7 separate regions of the Mus musculus genome follow, and regions 1, 2, 4, 5, 6 and 7 are each linked to region 3. The links are chromatin loops, found by intact Hi-C in ENCODE. Cell type or tissue: heart. All regions are shown on one strand.

Region 1 (4,000 bases), 140 kb before region 3:
GGACCCCTGAGTAATAACTCAGAAAAGGATTCAGGACTTTGAGAGGGTAAAGAAACTGAGGGAAAGAGAGAGAGAGAGAGAGAGAGAGAGAGAGAGAGAGAGAGAGAGAGAGAGAGAGAGAGAGAGAGAGAACTTTGCTCAGGGCCACAGGATCACAGAGCAGGAGAGCTGGGAGTACCTGCTTTGTTTCTGGCCTTCTGGTAGTGTCATGTGAGAGACCCCAGGCTGGATCCCTTAGCATCTTTCCTGCTTCTGTCTGGGGAACCCTTGGAGGATGCTTGAAGAGAGAGTAAGGCAGGGAGAGGATAAGTAGGAGCTGCAGAGATCTTTGGGGACAGGTAGGGGTTCAGGCTGGGAGATACTTCCTGGGCTCTGTCGACAGCATACTTTGGGGTTAGCCTGGAACCTGCCTTAGCATCTGGTGGCTGAGGAGGAAGAGGCAAATAGTGGTATTGATGGACACCTACTGTCCTCTGCTATTCCTCTGCTGTCTTGGCAGAAGGAAGAAATCCTTGTTTTATGACTGAGGGAAGTGAAGCTTAGAGAGTTGACTGGTCCAAGATCACAGGGCCAGTTGTGAGGCCAAGTAGCCAGACCCATCCTGATGCCAGATATTCATGTTCCCAGAGCATCCCTGATCCAGCTGGTGGCATGAATGTGCAAGTGCACATGTACCATTGAGTAGAAAGTGTGTGTGTGTGTGTACAGTGTTAATCGCCCAGCTGGGTGCTCTCAGATCCATTTGCATGTTTACCCTTCATAGCATCCTGCTCATCCTTTCTGACAGCACCTCCTCCTCTTTCTTCCCACAGCCTCCTGTATCCATAGGCCCTGAGATTCTGGTACCTATGGGCAAAAGGGCCAACTGAACCAGGCCTAGGCTGATTCCAGCCCAGCTGCACCCAGCACTACCCAGTCACAGGTAAGAGGCCATTTGTGGGTTAGTGGGGCTTTTAGGGAGGGCTGTCTCGGGGCCCTCTATCCACATGCTTCCATCTGTCCCTCTCCTCTGCAATCCAACCCCAGTAGCCCTTGCTGTGGCCGGTCCTGGTCTGCAGCCAGCTCGGAAGCCTGGGGCACTTGTCCCAGCCACATGGTTTCACACACAGTGCTGGCTAATAGGTTCCCATTCGGCTTGGGGGAGGGGGTCTCTAAGGGCAAGCCGAAGCACTCTGCCCTTAGTCCTGTCACATTGTTGACCGAATGTGTGCTTGACTCCAGGTCAGGAGGGAGTGGGAATGTGTGGATGGAGGTAGTCAATGTCCAAGACACTGCCAAGAGGCAGCCTTGGCTCTGACCTGTGGAGTTAATGGGGCTCTGCTGGTGACATTTGGGTCCAGACACCTTCAGGGCAGGACAAGGCTCAGGAACTAGGTGAATGTATTTGTGATGAGTGCTGTCAACTAGATGACCTTGGCTTTCTGTGAATATAGCAGCTTGCCTCTTGTTCTGTACCACAAGGAACAGAGCAACCACTGTGAGAGGGGATCGGCTCTCCTCACTCTGTGCCCCAAGTGAGGGGATGTGTGGAAGCTATGCTCTAACAGATGAGATGGGAGAAGAACAGGCAAGACAGGAAAGGGGCAGAGGGTGCTACTTGGCTTGACTGTGGCTTGATTGTGACAGATAAGTCACCTTACCCCCGTTGTCTGAGCCAGTGGTAAGACTACAATGCTACCTTGTTAAGTAGGAGCAGTGGTGCAGGCTAGACCATGCTGTCCTCTGTCCTAGACTCAGTGGGAGTGTGGGCTCAGAAGATCCCTTCCTGGGCCTTGAGGACAGTTGTGTGGCTGGGAGAGAAAGTTGTTAGGTGTGGCAAGCAGCACACCCCGTTTTTGTTTTCCTGATAAGGGGTGTCACTCTAAAGTCCACTTGCCCCACCAGAAACAGTCCTGATAATTGGTTGGTCCTGGGCGCATTGGTTACCTGTGGTAGTTACCGGGTGTTGGGCAAGAAGCCTAGACGGATGAGCGCAGTGTGCTGAGTTCTGCCTCATCCTGGTCAGAAGGCTGCTGCAGTTCTGCCTCTGCCCTGTGGGCGGCAGCACTGACAGGTACAAGATGGGATCACTCCAGGAAGTGCAGGGCAGGGGGAGCCTGGCAGAGCTGGGGTCTGGCAAGGCTGGCTGAAGGAGATGATTCCAGGCCAAGGCTGGAAGCCTGTAGGGCCCTTTAAAAGCCATCTATTTTTTCTTTTTCTTTTTGGTTATAAAATATAATGTGTGTTCTCAATAGAAAAATGGAAGTGCTTGGGTGTTTTGCCCGTCAGTCTTTTACAAAATATGTATTTATGACATAATTGGGATCAAGCTGCAGTTACTGTTTTCTAACCTGCGTTTTGCACTTAATACTACACCAAGATCATTTTCCCATCATTAAATACTCTTCTATAATGTGATTTTTAATGGCAGCATAATGTTCCAGCCTGTGTTGCCGTGTCCCATTTAACTAGTTCTCTGTTGTGTATTTTGATGGTTTCCAGTGTTTTGTCACCATAATAGAGCCTGGGTGAACAAAGCATCACACGGGGAGGGCGATGCTGGCAGGAAAGGGCTGAGCCAGGGAGGGCAGCCTAGGCTGTACTGTGGGGGTTGGGCACTTGGATGGCGGTTTTGGCTCGGGGAGCTGGGAAGGGGGCTGGAGCCAGCTGTGCTGAGAGGCAGGCACCTGGCATAGTGACCCCCCTGAAATCCTGAAGAAGCCATGGTTTTCTGTTCTCTCCCCTGCCTCTTCGGCTGGTACTTCTTGAAGTGCCTCTGTGTTGGGGAAAGAATAGGGTACCGGGCTGGAGGAAGTGCAGGCCAGGCTAGGTCCCAGGTATGGGGTGGGGTGGGCTTCTGTGGTGTTTCCATGAGGCCTCTGTGTAGATGGGGAGCCCTGTCCAGTTCTGTTCCTTACACTGTTCCCATGGAGCCTGGGATGGCATATGGTTATGTGTCTGTGGGGATTCTCAGGGTGGACTGTCTCCTGAGTCACACATTAATCCTTATATGGTGTGTACTACGTGCTCCGTGCATGTTCTCTGGTGTCACCATTGGCTCAGGGGCTCACTCCTCTCTCATTCTCCTGTCTGGCTGAACACCCACTGTACACTAGGTGCGGCTCTTTGTGCCCAGCATCACATGGTCTGGAGAACCACATGTCCCCATCAGAGGCAGGTCAGACAAACCCCGATCCTCCTAGAACTGACCTTCGAACAGGACAGAAAGGGACATTTAGAGCAGCTCAGCGGTCCGGCCAGGGAGTGATATGCGTTATGGAGGCAAGGAAGGCCAGAAAAAGGGATGCTGGGTGGCTGGGGCGAGACTCATGGTAGAGGCTCCTCAGAGCAAAGACCAGCAGGGAGAGCGGAGGCTTGAGGTCCTGGACAAACTACACCCACAGGTCACCCTGGGGCGGACTCAGCTCCTAGGCTCCAGATCCCTGCTAGAGACAAGGTGGGTGGGCCAGAGATGCTGGAAGGCAAGTCTAAAGACCCAGACTCATTTTGGACCAGTGACAGCAGGGCTAACCTGGGGGCTTTTAACGGGGCATCTGCAGGATGTCTGTAGGCTATGGAAGAACAAACTCTGGGGATGTATATGTGGTGGGCATGGCTTACTCAGGGGTTGGGAAGGCTTGGAGGAAAAGACAGAAATGGGAGGTGTTTTAAAGCTGGGACAGGCAGGGTGGACCTGTGAACTGCAGCTGAGGCCACACGTGTAGACACATGACTATTGTCAAGAGCCAGGTGGCTGGGAAGCCCTCAGAGCCTAGGCTAGAGCATCTACAGAGGAGTCTGGGGCTCACTGCCCAATACGGATCCAGCCATTCGGGCTCCCTAGTGACAGCCTGGCCTTTTACTTCAGCTCTGCAGATGAGGGATTTCAGTCCAGAGAAATTCCTGCCAGTTCTCTCTCCCAGCCGTTCTTCTCCAGCACCCAATGCTTGGCACTTTTTATGATACTTGTCAGGGTAGGGAGGTGTGCCGACTGCTGATACTGGGCTTAGTTCTATTACTT
Region 2 (4,000 bases), 220 kb after region 3:
AAAACCATAAATAGACCTCATTTTTCAATCAGTAACAAACTCAAATTACAAACGGGGAGACACCATAAAATGCATCTTTCATAAACATCCCAAGAAAGCTACATGAAAACAACACTAAAGTGGATGATGTCTTCTCCAGCATGAGGTGAATCCTTAAGTCCTAAAGGAACAGTTCTAAGTATGTAACACATTAGTGCCCTTTATTACGGTAACATCAAATCGGAGTACTGCAGCATGACACTCTCTCCCTCTGCAAACATGAAAATGCCCTGTAATTTGTGTGAACTATTCGGTACTCTAACTTATAAACTACCTCCTTAAAAGAGCGGCTAAGGAGCTCCTGTTCCGTGTCTAGGTAGAGCCTACACTACTTCACTCAGTTAAGGACAAGCTTGACTTGGGTGCAAGGGTGGGCAATTCACAAGTCACATAACAAAGTATGTAATCTTGCAGAGAATTTTAACAAGGTGTTTAAAATTCTTTGGAGACAGCATTAAGACAATCTTGCTGGGGAGAGATTTTCCAATTTACACACAGAAACAAAATACATAAATTCTGATCGTGGCCTGGTGATTATCATAATTTGGGGAAATAACCGAACTTGTGACGTGAAAATACAACCCCAAGGCTGTAGGAACTCTCTCTGAGAATGGCACAAACCAACACCTTTTCTGGCTCTCATCAACACGGGAAGTGGCTTGGACACCCCCCAAACATCATCCTACCCCCACAGGAAGTGAGTTACAGTTCCCCCTCCCCTATGACAGCATGTCTCCCTTCCCCCAACCGGAAGTGAGGCGCCCCCATTCAGTGGGCCTTAAACCAAGACAAACCAATAACAGCAGCAGCAAAAGAAGGATGATCTTCAAAGGGGGAAGGACATCTCGACTGTTGCCACCCCCATGCTCGTCTTGCTTACTAACCTGCTGACGGCAGGAGCAGGCAGGGGCCTGGGGACTAATGAAAGTCCCTTGCACAGAGGACAATTCCCTCAGCCCCTCGCAATCGCCTTCACTCTTCACTCCGTCGTCTCACAGCTTGACAGAAATTCCTCCGCAGTACTTTATTTTGGTGTCTTTTCTTACTCTTTACCTAATCACTTAGTCACCTCCAGATAGGTAACTTCTTTTAACGTGGTAATACTGAGAATTGTTCCGTTGAGGAGAGACGTGAAATGTTATACCCGATACTTTCAGAGAAATGAAGGGATTATTTTGCCCAATGCGGCGAAGGACTACGTGACCACGCAAGGTGAGACACACTTTCGCGAAGGTTCTTGGGAAATGTAGTTTTCATTTTCATTGCTAAGGCTCTCAAAAAATAGTGGGACTTAAATTTTAATTACTGTATACTGGACTCTTAGAGGATAGTTATTCTGTACTAGACGAATGGCTGACTTAAGGTGATTCGGCCCCGAAAAAAATCCAAATCTGCGCTGTTTCTTTCCACTGGCGTTTAATTGAACCCAAATTCCCCGTCACATGGACTCAAGGTCCCTGCCGCCCCGCCCCCTGGCTTTGGCTCCACCCCTCAGCCAATCAGACTTTCTCTAGCTCGTGTTCTCCGGATATTGGCACTCAGGGAGGCGTGGCCTCTTGTCAACTCCTCCCATGGGGCTGAGAGTAGAGCTCGGAGACCGCCGAGGTTTGGTGCGGGCACGCGCGGGCGAGCGCGCGCGGTCTGAAGAAGTGAAGCGGCAAGGGTGCGCGCGGCGGGGCGGCGTGCAGGGTTGGGAGGAGCGAGCGGACTGGTGGGCTGGGCGGACGGAGAGCGGCCGGGAGCGCGCTGTGGACTCCGCGGCCGCGAGTAGTTAGTTAGTTGTGTCAGTTGCTCGGTGGAGGCGGCCGCGATCACCAGAAAGGGGACGGGACAGGAGGCAATGCTGAATATCGCAACGGCTTGTGCTCCCCTCAGGTAACGGGGGCAGGGTTGCCCACGTACCCTCCGGTCCCTTTCCCACACGCGCTGGCTTATGGGGCCAGGGTCGCCGAGAGGTGAGGACGCGGACCTAGGGGGGATCGGGACTGGGTGGCGCCGCAGGGGCTCGGCAGCCCGTGCGTCCTGCGGGGCGCGGGCTGCAGTGCCCCGGCCACCCACGCGCCCCGCGGGCGCCGCGAGCCCTCTCATGCCCCCCACCGGCCCAGGCCTCGTTACCCTGGCTGCGATGGTCCCGGGAGCGCGGCGCCCCCCAGAGGAGGGAAAGTTGGAACCTGGCGGCTAGGGACTTCCCGGGGCTGGGCTGCGAGGCTCCAGGGGAAAGTGAAGCCTTAGAGGAGCTGGAGATGTGGAGGCTGGGGCAAGAAGGGCTTCTGCCTAGTCTGTATGGTCGCCTCACTCCCAGACTTTGGAGGATCAGGCTCAGCCTTGCCTCAGCAGTCAGGACGGAACCGGTGGCTCTGTGCCTGCTCACTTTACGCTCTGGCCAGGGAGCCCCTAATGTGCGCAGGCTTCCTAGGTTGCTTAGGGGTTTGGGATTTTGAGAGGCTGGGTTAGACATTTGTTTTTCTTTGCCCTTTGGCTTATGGGTTCTTGCCAATTTCCTTTCCTCCTTCGAAGAGGACTACCCATCTGAATTGGGTCCCCTTCTCGTTATCCCCCATCTTATGCTCCATTTGTTGGAGAGCTTGATTTTGTTCTTGGACTTCATTAAGGACTGCTGAGAGCAATATCAAAGAGTAGTCCGCCCTCCAGTCCCCCTCCCCCAGGCCCCATGTCTGCAGTCCAGTTTTTAAGGACCCAAATTGAGGAACCAGAGCTGTGGAATGGAGTTATTGGATGGCTGGTGTTGAAGGATAGAGATGAGTTAGAGGAAAACTATGATTTCATCTTTATTGGCCTTACTATAGAAAACCCAGTACATTTTTCTTTGCCTCTGTTGAATGTGGTAAGAGTACACTCTCAATTAAATACTTGGTGACTTACATAAAAGACTATTTTTAAGCCACTGGATGATGTGCATGAACTGCTTTTTCACCTGAGTCGGAATTGCTTTGAGTATTCTGTTTGGTGGCCTATCTGTTGACTTGATCTTTTTCTTTCTTTCTCTTTCTTTTCTTTCTTTCTCTTTTTTTTTTTCAGCCACACTGTCCTCCCTTTATCTACCTTGGCAAATTAAGTATGTAGTCAAGAGAACACATATTGCTCTCTGCAAAGAGGAAAAAAAAAAAAAAACCCAGAAAGCCCAAACTTGAATTATCCACAAGGGTAAAACTTTCCATGAGCAATCTTGGATACTCACTTCATGATGGCTTCTTTTGTAATCTCAGAGCATTTTAGATCTTTCAATTCACTGACTACCCTAATTACTTTCCAAAGTGCCTGGCACTTTCTTTGGTGACTTTTTCAGTAAACTATAATTGCAGGTGAGGTACATTTTCTTGGCTTCCAAGTTAGGAGTTAATAGCCTTATCACAGAGATTAACAGTTAACAATGGAAGCAGAGTTCATACTACTGCAAGTGAGTTTTGGCAACGATCAGGTCACAAACTATGTGAAAAAACAAAGATCCCCTCCCCAGAGTTGTCAGAGGGGAAGAAGAGAAAATATTTTATCGTGTCTCTATTTGGGAGAGAGTAGTATGACTATGTTATGTGGGGGAAAATGGCAAATTATTTTCTTTAAAGCTTTTTGATTTGTGGTCCTCCTTTCTCCCACCCTTTCTTTAGGGACTGACATTTATGTTTGGCTAGTTTCCAGTGTTGTAAGGCGTGTTTTGGTGAGAGGAAAAGATAAGCTTGATTGAGTTGTTAGGGTATTGCTTATTCATTTTGTTTAGTAATAGTGCAGAAAACTTACACAGTGGTGTTTAAACCCCATTAACATTCTGTCAGAATTTATTTTTAAGAGTCTGTCCTGAGGCCCATAAAGAAATAATGCCACTTCATAACTGTTTTCTGACAGTCACATTAAAAAGTACGTTCCTGAAATGCATTATATGTGAATGCATATAAACATTTATCTTTGTACATTTATGGTAATGTAAATATTTAAGTCGGAGAGC
Region 3 (4,000 bases):
AGAAGACTGGTTCCTTGAAACCATTGGCTCCTACTTTGTTAGCTCTTTCCTAGTTGTACATGGGAGACCAGGATGTCCTCCGTGCCCATTCGCTCTTGGGAGCTCCTAGTGGATGGACAGAGAACAACACAGGGGCCTTGCTTAAGGCCATTAAGTCTGGGGAGGGAGGCAGGCACAGAAGAGATGGATATTCATTTGTTCTTGAAACACAATTACTACCTAGGAGGTAGACCAACAAAAGCCTGGAGGTGTCCGTGAACATCCCTTGGCTGTAGTTCTGTTTCTAGCAAAGTCCCCAAACTAGACCATCCTGATGCTTCACAGGCGGCCCTAGGACCTGTGAGAGCACTGGTGAGGGCCACCCCACCAGTCATCTGGCTAAGGAAAGGATCCAGTGTTAGCCTCCTCCCTTCGTGGTCAGAATGATAAGGTCAGGGACCAGGCCCCAGCAGAGCCCTTACAAAGGCTTCTTCGGGTATAGTGCCCTACCCGTCCCAAGTCTCCCTTTCCCATTGCTTCCTCTGGTGGAATAAGATGGAGAATCTGAGAGGGGTCATTTCTTCAGGATACATAGAGAAAGAACAATTGCTGGACTACCACACAATGGAGGAGTAAGGCTTCAAGGTAGCAGTGATGTCTCCTCCATCGTCCCAGGACACCGAGAGAAGATGGGTAGATGGGCACCGCAAGATCCCAGCCTAGCACACCAGCTTCCTCATCTAGCAGCTGGAGACTGAGGGTGGGGGCGATGGACTCTCCCCCATTTCCCCGACCAGATCACTGAGGCAGGGAGCAGGTGAGTCGGGGGCGGAGATCTGCGGTGGCCGCGCCTTGCCTGCGTCAGTCGCCGCACCAGGAATAGCCCCCGCCCCCGCCCCCGCCCCCGCCCCGCATCGGGTCTGGCAGAGCCTTTACGCAGGAGCTAGGGAGCGTCTATTCCTGTCGGGCTGTGGGAGGAGGCGGCGAGGGAGGGCGGGAGCTCACCAGTAACTCACAAACAGCCGGGGTGGGGGAGCTGGGGAGACTGGGAAGGGGGTGCAAGGATCACGGAATCGGGGGACCCAAGAGCCGCCTGCGCTAGGCTCTGGAAGGGAGGAGACTCGTGTGGCCGCCCCACCTCCCCTCCTACCAGTAAGTCCCTCTGCCAAGCCTGCCTCCCACTGGTTTACTCAGCCCTGGAAAGCCATTCAAATTCCCTTTCCACGGTTTACAAGCTGTGTGACCGTGGCCAAGTCACGTAACCTTTCCGAGCCTGGGGTTCCTGCTCTTTATTTTCAGGGGAGTAGTAGTGCCTCTTCCTGAGGTTGTTGGAAGAAGAATGTAAGATGCAAGGAGCATCACTGACACCTGCAGGGAAAGGGCTCTAGGTAGGCCTGAGATATGGACATAGACAGAAGGCAGGAATGTCCCAAGCAGTGGTGTGCCAGTGAGGCTGAGAGGTATCCAAGATCGGTTTCGCTGGAACAGGTTTGTGCAACTCTTTGGACTATGTGTGTAAGGCTGGTCTGTGGAAATCAAGACAGTGCTGGGGGTGGGAACTTGAAGCTGGCCTCTCCAAGCCAGCCAGGTATCTCCGAAATGTCAGTCTGGTTCCTTGGAAGGAGAACGAGGTACTGGGAACGGGATCCTTGCCCACCCCAGAAAGACAGGCCTTGCGCTGGTCTCTTCCTGCCCTGCTCAGCTTCCTTCTTTGCCTGCCTACAAACTATCGGGAGTGCTGAGGTGCTAATGGGGAGAAGGGAACTCTGCCTTGTGGTGTCTTCATTGATGGTTATTCTAATCAATCTGGCATGGTTTTAAGGGGCATCTGGCTTCAAGCAGATGGAAAGAGGTGCAGTAGATAGATGAGGTCCCAACGGGTTGCCTGCCTACACCGCAGCCCTTGCCAGGCCACCCTGCCAGGCTAGTCTCTGATCTGTGGCCCAAGAAGAGTTTGGGTCTCTATGTAAAGGTCTTGTTCTGTGGAGCCATCTGAAGATGTGGTACCCACCAAACTCAGTATTTATTTTAGGGAGTTAGATGGTAAATAGCTAAGCCCAGACCGAGGATCTATACTGCCCTCTGCTGGTCACTTGGTAGAGTGCCACCGTCCGGAGCCTGGCAGATAGGCCTGCTGCCCTCTGCTGGACAGGAAACCCGACGGGGAGGGGACTGGGATGCTAAAGCAGATTCTAGACCTGGCCTCCCGGTAGACCCACTTAGCCAGCTCGGCTTCCACATCCCCTTCCTGTGCTTCCCGGCGGCCGGCCTCACCCTAAGATCCCTAGGAAGCAATGGTGGTGGTGGTGTGGTGTGGTGTGGTGTATGTGTGTGTGTGTGTGTGTGTGTGTGGTGGGGGGTGTCCTGGACATTTCGAGAGGAGGGGTCAAGACCTGACCCTCCTCAAGCTGTCCTCTAAACAACCGTGATCAGGTTGGGGGGTGTGGGGGCTGTCTGTCCACGTGCGTGTGTCGGTCCACACGGCAGTGTGCAGTGACCCCAGTTAACACGTGTGAACACACGCGCTCACATGCACACGCATGTGGCCAGAGACAATCAAACGCGAATGGGTGCACGCACTCTGGGAAGACCGCGGGCTGGGCTGGCTTAAGACTTGCTGGAGCCTGGGACCCAGAGGGGCGCTGCGTGGTGCAGGGCGGGAGCGCGGGGGCGCCGGCCCGGGAGCGTTCTTCGTCTGCGCCCCGCTGCCACTCTCGCTGCGCCCTGGGCGCTGGGCAGCTGCTGGGGCGCTCCTCCATCTTCGTCCGGTTCTCTGAAAGAAGGACCCCCACCCAGGTTTTGCGGCCGCGCCTTCTCTCTCCTCCCCCGCCCGGCTCCAGAGCTCGCTCACTAGCTCCCTCCCTCCCTCCCTCTGTCCCTCCTCCCTCCCTGGCTCGCTGCTCGCTCCTCTCGCTCCCTCCCCACGCCGCGGCAGAGCGCGGAGCCCGAGCGGGAGCCGGCGCGGGAGCCGGAGCGGGCGGCAGCTCAGGAGGCGGCCGGACCTGGACCCGTCCCGGTCCCGGAGCGCGCGGAGTCCCCACCCGCGCCGCTCGGGCCCCTCTCCCGACGCGGGGCTCAGAGCAGCATGCGCGGCAGCTGCCCACCGGTCCCAGCCCTGGCCCCGGCCCCGCTGCAGAGAACGCCCGGCCTCGACCCCGGCCCCAGCGGTAGAGGCGGTGGCGGCCGCTCCCGGCCGGCCCAAGGGACAGAGCCAGGCTCCGGGAGCCCGCAACACTCGTCCTGAGAGCCCCGGCTCCTCAGCCCGCTACGGCCAGGGCCTCGGCCTCCGCCCCCGACTCCCGAGCTCCTGCCCTAGAGTCGACTGGGCTCCCGCCCGCGTGGGACAGACAGACGGACAGCCAGCCCTGCGAGGGCGCGCGGACCGGGCGGAGGTGTTGTAGGAGGAGACCGAGGAGGGGGGCTGGGCTGGGGCTGGGGCCGCGCCGGCAAGAGAGACATGCGATTGGTGACCAAGCCGAGCGGACGGACAGCGCGCCCGAGATGCAGGTGAGCCCCTCCGTCTTGGCCGAGCCCGAGTCGGCAGCCCTGCGGCGAGCTGGGAGCTGGAAGCTGCTGTCGGCCCAGGCTTCACCCTCATGGGGCTATGTAGGGCACCTTGTACCGCCCAGACCCCCTTTGGGGTCGCAGGCCTGACCCTCAAGTTTCAAATGATTTTCCCATTTCCGTTCCGCTGGTCCTAACAGATCCCTGGTTGGCAAGCTGGGACCCGTGGTCAAGGAGAGATCCCTACCATTCCTTTCCATTCCTGCCCTGGTGCCCCCTAAATCATCCTCCCATTCTGGGCAGTGGTCACCCAAGAGGATATGTTCTCTCAGCTCTGGGTGAGTCCCTTTCGGTGGACCAGAGACCACTCCCCAGCCCTGGCTAATACCCTTAAGCTTGAGGACACAGCTAGCAAACAGTTTCTCCCCAGGCTCTAGGATTGCCCCTCTCTCCACAGGAACCTTGTCAGCCTCTTTCTGGCTCCTTTCTCGCTCCGCCTGGATGAAAGGGAGGTGGA
Region 4 (4,000 bases), 160 kb before region 3:
CCTTCTTGTGGTAGGCTATGGCCCAAGATGGAGGAGACATAATGCTTACTTATCTGAGGCAGGGAGGGCTAAGTGCTGCCTAGGTAGACTTGGGAGAAGCCAAGCTCTCCTGGTCCCTTGAATTGTCAGCTCAGCTACAAAGCCCAAGTTTCTGAATATGCCTTGCCTTGTGCCAGGCCCTGGGCCTCAAGAAAAGTGGTTGCTGACTGCAGGGAGCAGAGTTGTGGTATCAAAAACAGTTGGAAAGCGGGCTCATCCTCCCTTGCTTTGAACTTCCAGGGTCGCTCAGAGCCTCAAGGCTGAAAAGCCAACTCCCAACACAGCCCACTAGAACCTATTGCCTTGGCCTCACATTACAGGTAGCTCCATCTCCAATTCCATTTCCTTGCTATGCTCTGGTCACATGGCTTCTCTCTTTGTCTTCTCACCACAGGGCCTTTGCATATGCTGCGCTCTCTCTGGGGTGGGGGTCCACAACTTCTATGAGTTAATGTCTATTCAACCCTTTGGTTCTAGGTCAAACACTAAGACTAGATGTCTCTCCCGATTTGCCAAACCATGTGAGCTTCCCCTGCCCCAGTCCTCCACTTAATGCTTAGCTTTTCAGATCTATTTTTTTCCTGGATGATGGTTTACATCCCTTTCTTTCCACACTAGGGTTGCTGGATATGTCCTCAATACATGTTCCCAGAAAGAATGGTAAATACAGGCTCTCAGTTCGAATCTTGCTGAGCTTTGTTCTTTTCTTCACCCTGGGACTAGAGTCAGGATTTGAAGTGATAGGAGACTCCTGTGCATCGTGTGTTAAGCATAGATTAAAACGGGAGTGATGGAAGAGGTTGCTGAGGGACAGAAGGGCTTTTGGTGGTGGGGACAGATAAGTGGGTAAAGACTTGGGGATGGGAAAGTGCCATGCATTTATAAACACAGGGTAGACAGCCTAGCTTGCTGTGATATTTCTCTGAACCCTCTGAACTTCACCATTTTCTTTGACCCAGGAAACAGAGGCTTGTGGAGTGCTTGAGTGCGGAGAGCAGAAGCCGCCCGAAGGAAGTGAAGTATTGGGTGACTGCGCATTGTTGACGTAGGTTGAGCCATGTCAAAAACCTTAATGTTTCAGCCTGGTGGAAGTAGCAAAGTCTCCCCTGGGTGAGGCTCAGAGGGCTGGCAAAGCCTTCCTCCTGGTCCAAGGGACAACAAGTGTCCAGTGTATACAAAAGCAGCAATTGCTGCTCCACGTCCTGGATGATTACAGCCCAAGACTGCTCACCTGCAGAGACCTTCGACGGTGACCAGCTAAGTCCTGGCTCTGCATTGTGCATAGTGAACTCTTCTGCTCACTGTGGTAATGTGTGCGTCAGAGCACGCACACACCCCATTTGTCCTTAGCTTTCCTGTGTCCACCTACCTGTGGGTCTGTTCTTTTTTCATTCCCTTGCTGCCGGTAGTCAGGGTTCCAGACCCAATCTTCATGGGTCGTAGCAGGTGGTAACTATTCGCTCCTTCCTGGGATTGATTGCCTGTAGGTGTTGCCAGCCCAGGCTGGCCCTTGCTTGACGACTGTGTCAGAAACACAGCCACGTTGTCCTTTACTGGAGGTGGGTGGAAGCAGTGATTGGACCTTGGTAAGACACCCACAGAACTCCTGGAGGGAGGGGCAGGACTAGACTTGGATATACCAAGGAAGAATAACAGAACTAGACTTAGGTGCCTAGTTCCTGATGGGCCACCTTGTTCCCGCATTTCAGGGGGAAGTAAAAGCTAGAGAAAGTGTGTTAGATGTGGGGATTGCATTGCAAAGCAGGAAGCAATGATTCCTAAGCTTATACATAAACGTCTGTGGTTTCCAGGACAGGAGAAGTAGGATAAATGGATGGGGACACAAGCTGTTTCTCTGCTTGGATTGCAGGGCCCCTGGGAAATGGCTGTTTGTCTCTGTTTGCTTCCCTTGGGCCACCTGGATGCCCTGGGTGACTCCTCAGGAGGTGTGTGGAGCCAGAGCCAGCAGTCATGAGCTCATCTCCCTGGGGGCTCTGGGAAGTCTGATGGGAAGGAAGAGGAAAAGGGGCCAGAGAAGGAGAAAATGGAGACAGGAAGGGACTTTAGGAGGGGCCACAGAGCCAGGCTTAGAGACAGGAAAGGAAAAAGACAGAGGGCAAATGCCACTGTGGTCTGATTTACTCTTACTCTTCTGTGTTATTTCCCTTAGGTCCCCATCCCCCACCCCCATTTGGAACTCGATTCATAGATCAGGCTGGCCTCAAACTCAAGAGTTTCTCCTGCCTCTGCCTACTGAATGCTGGGATTAAAGGGGCGTTGCTACTACCTGGGCTGGGGCAGGGGGAAAGGGGGTTGGAGGGATGGGCAACTTCATGATAATGAACTTGAGAGTATCCAGGTCGCATCCTGGCAGAGCCCAGTCTGGGCTTCTCCCACTTCCAGCTCCTGTCAGCAGGGGGAGGCTGTGCTTCATTAGGCTGCAGAAATGGGACCAGAGGCTGGAGAGAGCTTAAGCAAGAGAAGCGCCTTCCTGCAAAGGCAGTTTAAGGTGGGAGGTGAGAACCGGACTCCTACCTAGATCGAGCAAAGCTGTCTTGCTGCTGCCCCAGAATTGAAACTCAATACAAAGTTTCTCAATAACACACACAGCATTCCTTATTTCCCACTTCCTGGTCTTCCCTTAGGTTTCTTTCTGAACGAGATTTCTATTCCTCCCCGTCTGGTCTCCCTTTTCGCCTGGCCACCTCCAGCTCACGCTCTGATGGATTCACCACCACCTCCTCCAGGAAGCTGCCTGGGCTCTCCTGCCACCCCAACAGTTCTATTATACCACCTGCTTCCTCGTTTTCTGTTTGATGGAAGTGTCTGATACTACTGCACCTAGCACAAGTTGGGGGCAACAAATTAGATGCCTAGGGACCAGCTGGGTGAAATCAACAATACTCTGCAGAATTGGGCTGCAGGAGCCATGAACAGGAAAGTCCAGGGAGATGCTGTTTTGTAGAGTGCTGTAGCGTAGTAGATTCCGGTTCTGCTCACTTTTGCCTTTCCCCTGTTTGGATGAGATGGGAGAAGAGTCAGAACAAGAGACAGGGCAACCAGGACCTGAAGAGGCTGGACTCCAGCACCCCGATGTCCTCAGAGCAGCTAACATATCAGAGCTAGACAAGGCGCTAGAGATGATGGAAGCCCATGTCTTTCTTAGGTAAACTGAGGCTCAAAGAAGTGTAAGCATCTGCCCAAGGTCACATAGACGGGGAGTCCACCTTGGGCCAGGAGCCCTGCCCTTCCTGCTTAACAGGTGTCTTCAGCTGGGATGGGTTAATGTCGGGACAACTATCTTCCAAATTCTTCCTCCCAGGGCCCCATAGTCCTGGAAATCCAGCCTACACTCTCCCCAGATCCCTGTTGGCCCTCAGGCTTAGAGCAACAATCGCTGAGCGCCCCCTGGATGGTGTGATCTGGGCCGTTCTCCTTCTCCTTGACTCACCTCCAGCCCCGGAGGACTGGAGCCCCGCGGATCCGGCCCCAACTGCACCACAGCCCGGGCTTGCTCGTGCTCTGCGAGGCCGCTCTCCTCGGAGCCCCGGGTGGGGCAGGTAGAGCCGTGTGCACTATGCCTTTAAGTCCCGGCGAGATGAGCGCTGTGAGTCGCAGCCGAGGCTAGCGCGGGACGTCGCCATCAGCCTAGCTCAGGCCAAGAGCAGAGGGACAGCGGGGACCCTCGCCGCCCACTGTGCGCCCGTAGCCTGGGCTCAGCGAGCGGCGGGCGGCGCTCGGTGTGATGCGGAAAATGTGAGAGGCAGTGCAGGGCAGTGGGGAGGTGGGCGCGGAAAAGGGCGGCGGCAAGGCAGAAGGAAAGGCAGCGGGAGAGGCCGGAGACTGGTCGGGGACAGGTGGAAGACAAGAGCAGCGACCGAAAGAATCAAGAGCACACGGCTGTGGGCGGGAGTGCGGGGGAAGCCGCAGGAGTGGGGTAGCTGGGCCCGGGGCTGGGGTT
Region 5 (4,000 bases), 440 kb after region 3:
ATGGACCAAAGCCAATGCCCCAAGGGAAGTCAGAAGAGCCATAATGCAGGACCCTAGACAGGTTATACCAAAGAAAACAAGCCTTCCTCATCCTGCTGCTTCTCAGATGACGGGGTGAGCTGTGACAGATGCCAGAGGAAGGGTTTGCAAACATTCCATGGTCAAGGTGTTCAACGGGTAAGTCCATCCCCAAACCAGTAAAATAAAATAAAAAGAAGGGTTCTCTGTTAGTTAGTTTCACGCAGGCCGTTTGTACGTCAGAAGAAAAGGTGTAGGGAGCGGCAGCAGCCAGAGCAGATGGCAAAAAAAAAAAAATTCTCTGCTATCTTAAGAAGGAGCTTTTAACCGGCGCACTCTCACCACACCTGGCTAGTGCCAGACCTTATGCACGGGAGCACCGCATCTGTAATATCAAAGCTTGGGTTTATGGTGATTTTTTTTTTTCCTAAAAAGAGGTGCTGTCAAGAGATTTGTTTAAAGAACTCTTGGGAAATTTTCTTAACCCACTGTACCATTTTATGAACCTCCCCACAAAAATGACTCTCACTCAGCATCCCCATCATCTAACATGTAAGTACCCAGACTGTCTAAGGTGCTATACAGCTGTTACACACCTACCCCTGCAGCTGTTTTAAATTAGAGACTTCTGCATCAGCTGCCACTGGACGTTTTGCCCATGCAGATGGGCCACAGGGGTCTGCATTCTGAGCGTCCTTTATACATTCCCCCTTCAGCAGCCTCTATGTCTGTCCCTGTCCCTGCTTCCCATCCCATCTCACCCATCCCATGGTTTTTTAAATCAAGAAAGTTTCAGGGAATCAAAAGAGGTTGGGATTTTTTTTTAACCCAGCAGAATCGCAGAGTTATATATTTTGCTATGAACATTGTTGTGGTACAGAAAATCCACTTTGCCTGTTGGTTTGTGGCAAGTCTGTGTGTCTGCACTCTTGGTAACTTGAATGTCGAGCCAGCCCTATGGCTTCAATGTAGTGTTGTTGAAAGATTAAACCACACAGCTTCAGGAAGCCTACTCAAGTTGTTCCTTCCTTATTTCCCATCCCTGACCAGTTCTGGAGAGCGGTGTGTATAGACACTGGGCTGGGTTTTCTGTTCATGACACAGAGGGCATTTTGTTGGGAGGTGGAGGCAGAAGCAAGATGTCACCTGTCTCAGTGAATTGAATCATGACAGTCCTTATTCTAATATCACTAATTCTCCATGGCACTGCCCTCATTCTGCTTTGGGAAATCTTGTTTCTCTTCCTTCGGCCCTTTACCCATCTCCTCTCGTATTTTTACAATTGTATGAATCAATAACAGGTCCCTGTGTCACCAGTGGCGCCTCCCTTTGGTTTGCTGTGGTACTTTGCTGTGTATTCTGTGGCCTCACGTTACTGTGTAAATAAATTCTGTTTAATATACACTAAAAACCAGACTTGAAGTGCATGTCCTTCCGGTGGCTTGTCCATAGAGGCGTGCTGGCGTGGGTCTAACTGTAGATGCAGCTCTCGTATTCATTCCCAAGATGCCTTCCTGTTCTTAAAACAGGCTACAGTAGGTAGCTTTTCGCCAGCATGCCCTCTGCCCTCTGGACTCCATTTCTTACCGACAGACTCTTTTCTCTTCAGTGCCTCTGTAATTTGAGAAAAGGGGGGCTCCAAGAGCAAGTGGCTAACTCCTCAGGTTTGCTGGGTAAGATCGCCCCCTGGTGTCCAGACACTGCAGACTGCCTGGTTAGAGAGGCTTGGCGGCAGCTGATTTAACTGACTCCTCCAGCAGGAAGTCAGGCTGCGGAGACAAGCCTGTACACCATCATCTACAAAATCAGGCCTGCCCTTAAGGTACATTTGTCACAGGAGACATCCTTCCAGAGGCAGCCGACAGGTAACAAAAAAGGAGCCCATCTGGTTTAGGCAAAAAGACGGCAGTGAGCAGTGAAAAATGCTGCTAACATTTTTCTTAAGTTCTCTCAGAAAGGTAGTTTCCAGGCTTGGGTTTTATGTTGCTGAGGTACAAACTCCATATGAATGTGTACTCTAAGCGTGTTTCCTGCATCCAGGAGGAAGAGTTAACAAACTGACCAGATGTTGCCCAGGCTTTGCATACAGCCTGGGCTTGAGCAGTGTAGGTCACAGAGAATGTGGTACGATGATTGTGTAACTGCCCAACACTAGTGCTATATGAGTAGCCACTCTGGGGACTTAAAAGATTATGGGCTCTGGAGGTGTAGGCCAGTCATGGTTGGCTTAACCTGAGTTTAGGGAGACAAGGGTCAGCTAGAGGAGATGGACCCTTGTCATCAGCATTCCTGCAGAGTCACTTTTCAACCCATGCTATGGGGAAGCTGATTTCTTTCCTACCTGGAATACGCAAGTCTCTGCAGCCCTGCCACCCCTACATGTGCGCTCTCCCCAGCCCAACCAGGAGGCTTCCCTCTAAGTGAGACTGCATTCCTCCAGGGAAGGAGTTTCATTAGCACCTTAGGAGCCAAGAGCAGCAGTTGGCAGATCACAAGTTGTCATTAAAGGCAGCTCACAGCAATTATGGCTAAAACTTAAAAATTGAATTTCACACTGGGCAAGGCTTGAAGAGGGGCTGGTTGCTAAGCTCCAACTCAAATGTGCAAAACACTTTTAAGAGCAAACAGGTTGTCTGAGTATGACAGGGATTTCAGTACCAGATAACCCTCTCTATGTGTACCCTCAGTCCAGTAATTGATGGTTCCTGTGTCCTCTGGAAGCCACTGAAGCCTCTGAAAGCTGCTGGAAAGCATGGGGACCTTTAGTCTCCGCCTAAGAACCAGGGGATCAGGAATGAAAAAATGACCCCAGAGTGAAGAATGATCTCCAGTTAACACTGTTCATATTGTTCTTGTGCGGGACCAGAGTTAGGTACCCAGTGCCCATGTCAGGTAGTTCACAACTGCCTGGAACTCCATCTCCCAGTGCCCACACACACAGACATATATAGCACATAATTTTAAAATAAAAGCTTCAGGATAACATGGCTATAACACAATGAGAATAACATTTATCTTTTAAAATAGCAAAACTGGAGGCCTCTGGGAAATCTATAAGCAAAGCATCTAGGAACCTCTAGAGAGGAAGGAAATTCACCTGTGGAGGCAGGGCACAGTACAGGGGCCTCCTATATGTCAGTCCCCACCACCCACTGCTAATCCAGGCTTGAGCCAGAATCAAAGGGAGAGCCAAAACCTCCAGGCAGTGCTGGAGAGATGAATATGGGTTAAGAGCATTTACTCTTGAAAAGGACCCAGATGTGGCTCCCATGTTAGTTGGATCACAAGCACCTGTAAGTCCAGCTCCAGGAGATCCATGATCGCGCTCACTTTCTTTGCCCCACTGTCTGGAAGTGTAGGACATGGATGTCTAACTTCTCCCTCCGTGTCTTCAAACCTGCTTTCTGCCCTTTTGTCTCCTGTTCTCTCTTCTCCCTTTCCTCCCGCACCCCAGCTCTTGAACCGCAAATCCAACCCCACCCCCACTCCCATTTTGATCCATTCAGACTCCAGCAGCCATAGAGGATCATCTCTCCCCAGTCTTAACCTGCCTGGTACCACAGATGCCACCTGATGCTAGCACAGAGTCTGGCCGTGGGCACCTCTCCCTCCATAGCAGGAGGGTCTGAGCTTGGCTTCTCTCACAGACTCTTCTTCCTCTTTGGCCTCCCAAAGACAGGACAAGTAGCCACTTCCAAGAACAATATACAGAGGTACACTGTTCCAAAGAGCCCCAACCTGCACCTCAGAATTAACAGTTTCATGCAGGTGCACACACACACACAGCCTGCTGGATTGATGTGTTCCCAACCACCCATATGACGGTTCCATCATTTCTCAGATGAGAGATTCGCCCCTTTGCATTGTTAACAGTGATTTGAACCGAAAGCTGCACGATCTTGTGTGTGGAGCTTTCTCATCCACCTCGCTGCTGCCAGCTGTGCCTCCAGGACACCAGAACAGGAAAAACTAGGAGAACGGG
Region 6 (4,000 bases), 420 kb after region 3:
CAGTATAAAGTTGGTGAGTCTCTAGGGCAGACTCCACTCAGCAGACAGCTAGCATTGATCCAGTTTTCCTCAATCGTGTAGTCAGATCAGTCATGAGCATTGATTACTCAGGTCTGTCTGCTATTGCCCCCTCCCCATTATTTTGCCAACTTCCATCTGTTTCATGAAAGCTGTTCATGTACTCTAGCTGCTCTGGGCAAATAAACAATATAGCCACCCTGGATTCAGTGTAGCTTTTTCTTGGTGTTTTGTATAGGTAAATTAAACATGTTCTGTGTGCCTTGTTCTCTGTTAGGCCCTGAGATACAAGTGTCTGTTCTTAAAGTGGACCCAAAAAATCAGCCAACTATAGTAAGAAAGATGTCCAGACAGAAAGGGTACAACAGGCATGGAAGACTGGCTACAGACAGACAGACCACCATGGTAGGAATGAATGGAAAAGGAGCAGGAAATACAGTTGTGAAAAGAGACTGCTAGGTTATCTAAATAGGTATGTTATAGCATATTTTTAAAGATGCCTTTGCTCCCTGTGAAAGTTATTTTTAAGGGAATTCATAGGAGAAGCAAGGAGTCCCATTGGAAAACCTTTGTGGTAGTCTAGGAAGGCAGTAATGGTAACAGTAGAAGTGAAGAAAGGACAATTTGGAAGATATTTAGGAATAAAATCAGTAGGAGCTGTAAATCAGTTGGACATAGGGAGTAAAGATGGGAAAGAAGTCCAGAGTGAACTTGATGTTGGAAAACAGGAAACAGAGCCAGGTAATGGAGCCATTCACCAGGAACAGAGAAGGCCAGAGAGTGAGGGTGCAAAGGGCTCAGGTTTGATTGTACTGGATATTAGGAATTCACAGGATAAGGCAACACAAATTATTCAGCCAGTGTTTACAGTGTGAGAGTCAGAGACATAAATGTGGTTTACAAATGCAGGTATGTGGTCAGCAGTGGAACAGAATGTCGAGTGAACACTAGCAGTTCAAGCCACCTTTGGGACAAAGAATCAAGAGATAGTAAGTGACCAGCTTACATATCATACTCATGCCACTCCCATCCCCCTTGTCTCTGTTTCTTATCTTAAATTCAAAGGGCAGCAGGCTGGAAGGTCTACTTTACAGGTAGCAGACAGTGAGGGCATTCTGGAAGGGTCAGTAATGATAGCCGTGTGCTGTCTTTTCCTTCCCAGCTGCTCATACTGTGGCTTTGCAGTCATGGCCCCCTACAGTCTACTTTATACAAGTTAGCTGTCTGGGTTGACATTCTTATTACAAACATAAATGCTTTATAATGACAAATTTGCCTCAAAGGTATGCAGAGCAGTTGCCATGAGCAACACATAAAATGAGCCCCTGAACGAAATGAATGTTTGGAATTAAACTTTTCAGATTGTGTGTGAGGAGCCATTGTCCAGCTCAGATCCCCTGCTGGGACCAGGCTGTGTACATATTGTGTGTTTGACCCGGGTTTTAGAAGGTCTTGAGAGAGGGTAATCTGACCCTGATTCTGGCTTTGTTTTTTTGTTTTTCCATTTCCCAGCAGATAACTCGTCAGTGGTTAAAGTGTCCCCACCCTGTATTTGGAAATCTTGTCAGATGGCTTTCATCCGACAAGCGGTGGCCAGTGCTGTAGAAGCATCAGCCATGCTGGTCTGCTTAGTTAATAGCAACAAGATACTGCTCCTCCCGTGTGTATTTTGCCAACTCAAATATGTACCCATTTTCCCTTCAAGCCCCTGCTTTTGCAACTGTACATTATGTCGTGTAGAGATCAGCTAGCTACCCATTGTAATGGTCCCCTGATCCTTCTTGGGAGGAGGGATCAAGCTGACATGCCCGGTGAGCTGGTGAGCATGAAACCCCTGCACCCAGGGAGGACTCCTAGCCAGCTTCTACTCTTCTCATCTGGTGCTCCCTTTACTGAGTGAACTCGGCATCGCTAACGCTGATGATTCAGAGACAGAGACAGACAGGCAGGCAGGCAGACAGACAGACAGACCATGGTATATTTTTCCCACATTCAGCAGCTAGATTTTGTTCTGCTGCAATGTGTTCTGTGCTTGGATGCTGATATTGTAGCTCCCTCTAGTGTCTCTGGGGTGCAGTCCCTCAGTTCTTCAGTTGGAGAGACTGTAGACAAACACAGAATCTGCCCAAATTGGCAGCATTTTAAAAAGGCTTTCCCATAGTTTTCTCTTGTTAGGAATGTGAAATTTTCCTCATTCTGCTGTTGGTTCAGAGCGTGGGAGATGGGACCAGGATCCCTGTGGGAATAGTTCTTCTGAGGGCTCCTTGAGATGCCCCTGTTTAAGCCAGCTAGCCTTATAAGGAAAGAGTGGGAATTCTGTTCAAAAGAGATTGATGAAAACGTGAAGCTGAAAAGTTTATGTTGATCCCAAGTAGAGAAAATATTAGGTAAAGGAATTTAAAAAAAAAAAAACTGGCAGTAAAAACTTTGTCCATTTATTCTGGAAAGAGTGGTTTGTTCTCCAGAATAACTTTTGGGCTAGAAATTTATCATCTGAAGTCAGATCATTTTGAGGTATTTTTCTAATCTAAAGGAGTCAAGTTATTAATATTTGAAAAATGGCTACTATGTAGTACATAGAATAATATAATATTCCTGCCTAAATTAACATCATTGCAGCCTCTATAATAAAGATTTATGAGCTACCTATCATGTGAAATCCTATTATGGAAATCTCCACAAGTCCATGTTTGGGTTGTAACCGGCTTCACGGTTATAAACCAATTAAAAGCACAGTGCCTCTCCTCTCTCTTCTGCTCTTTCTTCTCTCGTTTTCATTTGCCCTTAAACCAGATTGACCCATTATTCTTCAGCCTGTCTGTGTAAATACAGAGATAAGGAAGTGCTACCTACTCAGCTTGCTCTCTGGGCAGGCCATTTTCCTCCCAAGCATCCAAAATAGTGGAACAATTTATCACTTCTTCTGTGTAAGTCACTCCAACCCTTTATCTCAAGTTGATCTATGAAGCCAAACATAAATTCTAGTTGTAGAATCCATGTTCTTATCTACTCCCAAAACTTTGGAAGACTTTATAAAAATATGTATGACTGCCTCTGTGTGTACATGCAGATAAATTTAAATATCACAGGATAGGCTATCTCCTTTACATTTGATCTTGAACCACCTAATGGTGAAGTTTTTCTTTTTCTTTTTCTTTTTTCAGTGTAAATTGGCATAGTAAAAAGTAAAAATTTAGTTAAACCATTTTTTCTTAGAACTAGGATGGCTTCCTTGGACTAGAACATAATGCTGATCTTGGCATCGATGGTGGTGACCTTAGCTAGGTGTAGTGACCACAGGTGTATGTAATCCCAGGAATTACATATGTAGCTATATGTAATCTCTAAGGAAGGAGTACTTCAAGTTTGAGATCAGTCTGAGCTCCATAGTGAGTTCCAGGCCAGACTGGATCCTTCATAGGACACTATCTGAAAAAAAAAAAAAAAAAAAAAAAAAAAAAACAAGAAAACCTTTACTGTTAGCTGTCCTCCCTCGGACCAGCAGTCAGCGAGCCCCGCTGCTGTGGCAGGTAGCTCTCAGAACCTAAAGGAGAAGGGACCTGGACATTTGCACACATCCTACAAACAGTGTAATTTTTTTTTTACCTTGTCCTCTTTGAAAAACTATATTCTGTATGAGTGCATCCTTTTTAACATTTCCAAGTGATCTGATTGGCTATCAGCATTACATTTGTGTATCTCAGTCGTGTGTAGATGTCCTCAGTATACTTGATCCCATTTCATCTCTCCAGCTGCCTGTGAGGTAAGGTTTCCATATTCTTTCTGTTGTTTGCTTTATGAGGCAGGCTGAGACCCAGAGGAACTGAATGAGCATGCCCAAGGATACTCAGCTATTGGCAAGGCTAAATCCCAGACCTAAGTCCTTGGGAGTGTCCTTTCTGTAACATGTCAACTGAGTTTAATTTTCAGTCTCATTCAACCAAGCTCAATGATATTTGATAGACGTTTCAAAGACTGAAGA
Region 7 (4,000 bases), 370 kb after region 3:
TATTTTACAGTATGATGCGATATAATAATAGTGGTATTTAGGGAATCAGAAGGAAAAGTCATCACAGAGGTAACCCCTGAACAGAATTGTGAACAGCTAAAAGTGAATGGGCTGCTTCTGTCATGTAATAGAGCTTTAAGATATGCAAATTAAGCATGCTTTGCTTTGCTCTGTTCTTGAATTAATAGAACATCATATCTTAAGAGTTTGCCTATTCTTGTAGCCAGGAAAGTGATATTATTATTATCACCGTAGCCGTCGTCATCATCATCATCATGCTATCTCCAGAAGAGCCTTCTCATAGAGTTTCTATTTGTGATCCACAGTGAAACTGTCTTTTATCTCCTGCAAGCATCTTCCTGCAGCTTTGCTTCCACTTCCTCTCTACCCTTTTAGTCATGTACTGAAGGTCTTGGCATGTCAGGTCAGCATTTTTCACTGTGGAAAAAGGAAAAGTTGGGAACAATGACGTGGGATATTTGTCACATTTTCCTTTGCTTTTTAAAAAAATATATAAGTGAATCACAAATTCCATTACAAATCCTAATGAAAACCTTGCTTTATAAATTTGACGTTGGAATCATAGAGACTGGCTACTGTGGGATGCCATGTGGCCTAGCGCCTCCAAGTGTGTCCTTAAAAGCCTGTGGACAGCAGTGAGGATTCTTGGCTCTGCCACTGTGGAAATGAGGCAGATTTTATGGGGAGAGCTAATGGCCTTCAGGAGTCAAAGTATTGGGGGAGGACCTTAGCAGTCTATTCCCATACTCCTTTATGATGGTCGGGCTTTCCTTTGGTTACCTTTAAGGAGTACTGTGTGAGGAGTTTAATAGACCCCCTACCCAGTCCCTCTTTAAGGACAGGAACTGCATCCCTCTTAGCAAGCGCAGATGCTGACAGTTTAGTCCAAGATTGAAATCCAGGGAGAATTGGTTGTTTTGTGTCAAATCTACTTGAAACAGTTGGGCAAGAAGCACACTAATTATAGCCATTGTTGAGCAGCAGAGAGCAAAGAGCAGCAGTAGGTTCTCAGAAGGCCTTCATGACTCAAGATGAAATCAGCTACTCTAGAATAGCTCTATCTATAGCTCGAGGGGTTTCATCCTGGAAGTTATGAAATAGAATTTTAGATCATGGGGTAAATCCTGGCTAGCTTCTGGAGGCAGCTTCAGCCATTAAAATTTCCCATCAACCATTTCATCTGTAGGATTTGCTTTAGGGTTCTAAGAATGTGGTTTGGTTTGAGCCTGCGCTGGTCTCATGTGCTGGTCTCTGTAAGTTCAAATGTGTATCAGTCCTGCTGTGTCTGGACACTGTTTCCTTTGAGTCATCCCAGCGATGACAGGAAGTGGACGCAAGTCTCACCCCTAACTAAGATGCTATTTGCAGTTGATACTGGCTAGGAAAGGGAAATCAGTTTTCTCCAGCAGAGTGTTTTGGGATGTATCAACCACACTCCAAGGAAGTCAGTGTAAAACAGGCTCCATGGGACTTGGAGTTTTTAAGGGGGTGCTATTTAGAGTTTGTTTTGTCTTATTAGTTTTTTGTGTTTTATTTGATTTTCATTTTTGTTTTGTTTTTGGAAAGGGGGAGTGGGAGAAAATATCAGGTTGGGTAGGTAGGGGTCTGGGGTGAATTTGGGGAAAGGGAAAACATGATCAAAATTATGAAAAATTTTAAATAAAAGATTATAAAGAATATATAAGCAAATGAGCTTTAAAAAAAAAAACCAAGCATTACATTTTGATACTCCTTATCAGACCTGCTCTGGCAAATTCGTAGAGCGTGTCAGAGCAGGTCGCTGTGTCTGTATGCACATGCTGCAGGAGACACTTTTATTTCTTAATGTCTCAACTTAAGTTCGGTGACTCAAGTTTCCTGTTTGGACAGTGCTGTCAACGAGAGGGCACGAGAAGGGAAAGCTGTAGGTATTATCAATTGCCCTTAAGTGATTCTGCAAAGGCAGGAAAGCCAGAAGACCCGGCCTCGGATAGACCTGCATTGGGTATAGCTTCCTTCTCTAAGGGCCTGCATTAAGTTAAAATAGTTTTGACAGCATCTTTAACTGAACATCTTTGTCTCCAAACATAATTAGTGTTTAAAGCGGAAGGCATCAAAGTCCAGGTTTTGTGGCTTAGACAGCAGCTCCATCTGGTGCTTACTGGAGGTGTGTGCTCCTTTCATCTCCGGGTTCCAAGCAGCATAGATACAGATGTGCACAGGCCTTTCAAAGGAACGGCCACACTAAAACTGGCTTCTAGCGATGACGTGAGTTAACTGGTCTTGATGAACCTCATTTGGCAGTTTTGTTAATGTGGTTGTTGCTGATCAATTCAAAAGCCATCATTTGGTTTAACTAACATACTCAGATGGAAATAATTTTTCATATTTATTAATCTTGGAGAAAAATAAAGCACATACTACTTACAAAGAAAACCTGTAGTACCTTACGAGGAATAGGTCAGCTTGGTTAACAAGCTATTAGGCAGGATGTCTTCCTCTTTTCTGTTCAGTGTCATATGATGCTTAGTATACAGGATGTGGTTTTTAAAAAAGAAAACTTGCTGACTCGAAGGAAATGCCTCAAGTTGCTAGTAGAAATTAATTCTGAATAATAGGTTTACACAATTTTTCTGCATTCATTGTATTCCATGTTTGCATTGGGGTTTTTTATTTCTTCAAGAAGACTATACTACAAAAAAGGGGCAAGGCTAACAAAAGTAAATTAGCAATTTTAAACATATGCTAGGCCCAGCAAATGGCTAAGCAGGTAAATTTGCTTATGCTAAGCCTAACAACTTGATACAGTCACTGGAACCTGCATGGGTGAGAAGAAAAACTGACTTCTGCAGGTTATCCTCTGACCTCCGCAGACATAAACACATACATCAAATAAATACATTTTGTAGACGAAACATACATAGTATAGCCCTAGTCTCAGTTCTGGTCTCACATTTACTGTAAATGTAGGAGAATTACTTTCTTTTCTGGTCTTCAGAACCCCTGGTTCATCAAACAACAGAAACAAAATGAGAGCTTCGTCAGTTTTAACATTCTCAGATTTGAATTGTGCTCTCTTTCCCTGCCTTTTCTGCCTCTCTTATTCTTCTCTGTCTTCCCCCCACTATCACCATACAACATTATCTACTTTCTCCTATATTAAAATCAAGAAGTCCTTTTTGAATCTAACTCTTCCTACCCAAATCTTTTCCAAAGAGTCATCTGCCAGTGTCCTGCCACTTTGCTGTCCAGCCCACCAGTCTGAATTCCATCCTCACTGCTACACCAGAACACAGAGAGGCCAGCCTACGCTTGTTCTGCCAAGTGTACTGGGACACATAGGCCCTCATTTCCCAGTACCCCTGAGCAGCATAGGAAATAGCTGTCTGCTCTTCTGGCGTCCGCCTCATCGTTACCTTGAATGTAGCTTTTATTTGCCCTTTTTTCTGAGAGAAAGGGGTAGTTATGTCTTCTCCCTGGTTCACCCCCAGCATGTTCTCTACCATCCCCATGCTCTTCCTAGCCTAGAAAATACCCCCAAGCACTTGAGAGGCACACAGTTCTCTCCTGTGTTCTAGATTGGTGAAAATCAACAGCCTACTCTGTTGTATGTGGGCTCACAGAGCATGCTCTGATCATCTTCCCTGCAGAAGTTATGCCATCTCCAGTATTCCTATCTTGGTAAATATCCTTGCACATTGTTGGAATAAACTCCACCTCAGCACCTCTTAACTCTCTCCAAAGTCCAGTCATTCTTTGAGATAAGTTTCCCTGCCTTGCCTGATACGATGCCACACCCTAGGGCAGATTCTCATTAGATCTTAGCATGCCTGTAGCAGCCCTTGAAACATTTTCTTGCCTTTTATTCTTCCTTCCAAGGTCTATTTTCTGTCCAGCCCAAACTGTCTTTTGTAGCTCAGGTTTATTGAAGTTTAATTTGCATATAATAAAATTCATCCTTTTTAGTGTTCAATTTATGAGTTTTGACAAATATGTGCAG

Evidence for each region. Peaks named below come from ENCODE experiments on the same cell type or tissue, not always from the same donor. Only the 100,000 strongest peaks of a DNase experiment are listed, where the experiment ranks them.
Region 1: it touches region 3 in a loop (12-fold over the local background); 5 of 42 quality-filtered maps call a loop at or near these places.
Region 2: it touches region 3 in a loop (3-fold over the local background); 2 of 42 quality-filtered maps call a loop at or near these places.
Region 4: a loop joins it to region 3, with 8 times the contacts of the local background. A loop is called at or near these places in 16 of 42 quality-filtered maps.
Region 5: a loop joins it to region 3, with 2.7 times the contacts of the local background. A loop is called at or near these places in 10 of 42 quality-filtered maps.
Region 6: it touches region 3 in a loop (4-fold over the local background); 10 of 42 quality-filtered maps call a loop at or near these places.
Region 7: a loop joins it to region 3, with 2.4 times the contacts of the local background. A loop is called at or near these places in 6 of 42 quality-filtered maps.

The regions. Positions count from the first base shown.
Region 1 is chr9:56,772,461-56,776,460 of GRCm38, reverse strand. It overlaps a transcript of Lingo1 not described here. Among named protein-coding and RNA genes, the nearest start is that of Gm31586, 22 kb to the left of the region's middle. In heart, a CTCF peak has its summit at 2,029; a DNase peak (open chromatin) is centred at 2,030; H3K27me3 peaks cover 2,000 bases.
Region 2 is chr9:56,415,855-56,419,854 of GRCm38, reverse strand. Peak1 (pseudopodium-enriched atypical kinase 1) reads left to right here and starts at 1,805. Exons shown (of 7, transcript NM_172924.3): 1 at 1,805-1,914. Hmg20a (high mobility group 20A) reads right to left here and starts at 1,236. Exons shown (of 10, transcript NM_025812.3): 1 at 924-1,236. In heart, a CTCF peak has its summit at 2,180 (motif pointing left); DNase peaks (open chromatin) are centred at 834, 1,624 and 2,174; H3K4me3 peaks cover 3,236 bases; H3K27ac peaks cover 2,784 bases.
Region 3 is chr9:56,634,561-56,638,560 of GRCm38, reverse strand. Lingo1 (leucine rich repeat and Ig domain containing 1) reads left to right here and starts at 2,913. Exons shown (of 2, transcript NM_001311076.1): 1 at 2,913-3,486. The coding sequence starts at 3,481. In heart, CTCF peaks have their summits at 118 and 2,085 (motif pointing left); DNase peaks (open chromatin) are centred at 2,070, 2,540, 2,870, 3,450 and 1 weaker place; H3K4me3 peaks cover 2,630 bases; H3K27ac peaks cover 1,290 bases; H3K27me3 peaks cover 2,851 bases.
Region 4 is chr9:56,796,568-56,800,567 of GRCm38, reverse strand. It overlaps Gm31586 (a long non-coding RNA gene), which reads right to left and starts at 3,650. Exons shown (of 2, transcript XR_379478.3): 1 at 3,491-3,650; 2 at 2,161-3,052. In heart, a CTCF peak has its summit at 2,451 (motif pointing right); no DNase peak of the experiment used is centred here; H3K4me3 peaks cover 671 bases; H3K27me3 peaks cover 3,827 bases.
Region 5 is chr9:56,198,555-56,202,554 of GRCm38, reverse strand. Peak1 (pseudopodium-enriched atypical kinase 1) reads left to right here. Exons shown (of 7, transcript NM_172924.3): 7 at 1-1,429. Among named protein-coding and RNA genes, the nearest start is that of Tspan3, 39 kb to the right of the region's middle. In heart, a CTCF peak has its summit at 1,703 (motif pointing left); a DNase peak (open chromatin) is centred at 1,714.
Region 6 is chr9:56,211,612-56,215,611 of GRCm38, reverse strand. The region is part of intron 6 of Peak1 (pseudopodium-enriched atypical kinase 1); the gene reads left to right. Among named protein-coding and RNA genes, the nearest start is that of Peak1os, 28 kb to the left of the region's middle. In heart, a CTCF peak has its summit at 2,082 (motif pointing left); DNase peaks (open chromatin) are centred at 1,541 and 2,031; H3K27ac peaks cover 786 bases.
Region 7 is chr9:56,263,012-56,267,011 of GRCm38, reverse strand. The region is part of intron 3 of Peak1 (pseudopodium-enriched atypical kinase 1); the gene reads left to right. Peak1os (a long non-coding RNA gene) reads right to left here. Exons shown (of 6, transcript XR_003948326.1): 5 at 1-438. Among named protein-coding and RNA genes, the nearest start is that of Peak1os, 24 kb to the right of the region's middle. In heart, a CTCF peak has its summit at 2,153 (motif pointing left); a DNase peak (open chromatin) is centred at 1,321; H3K27ac peaks cover 585 bases.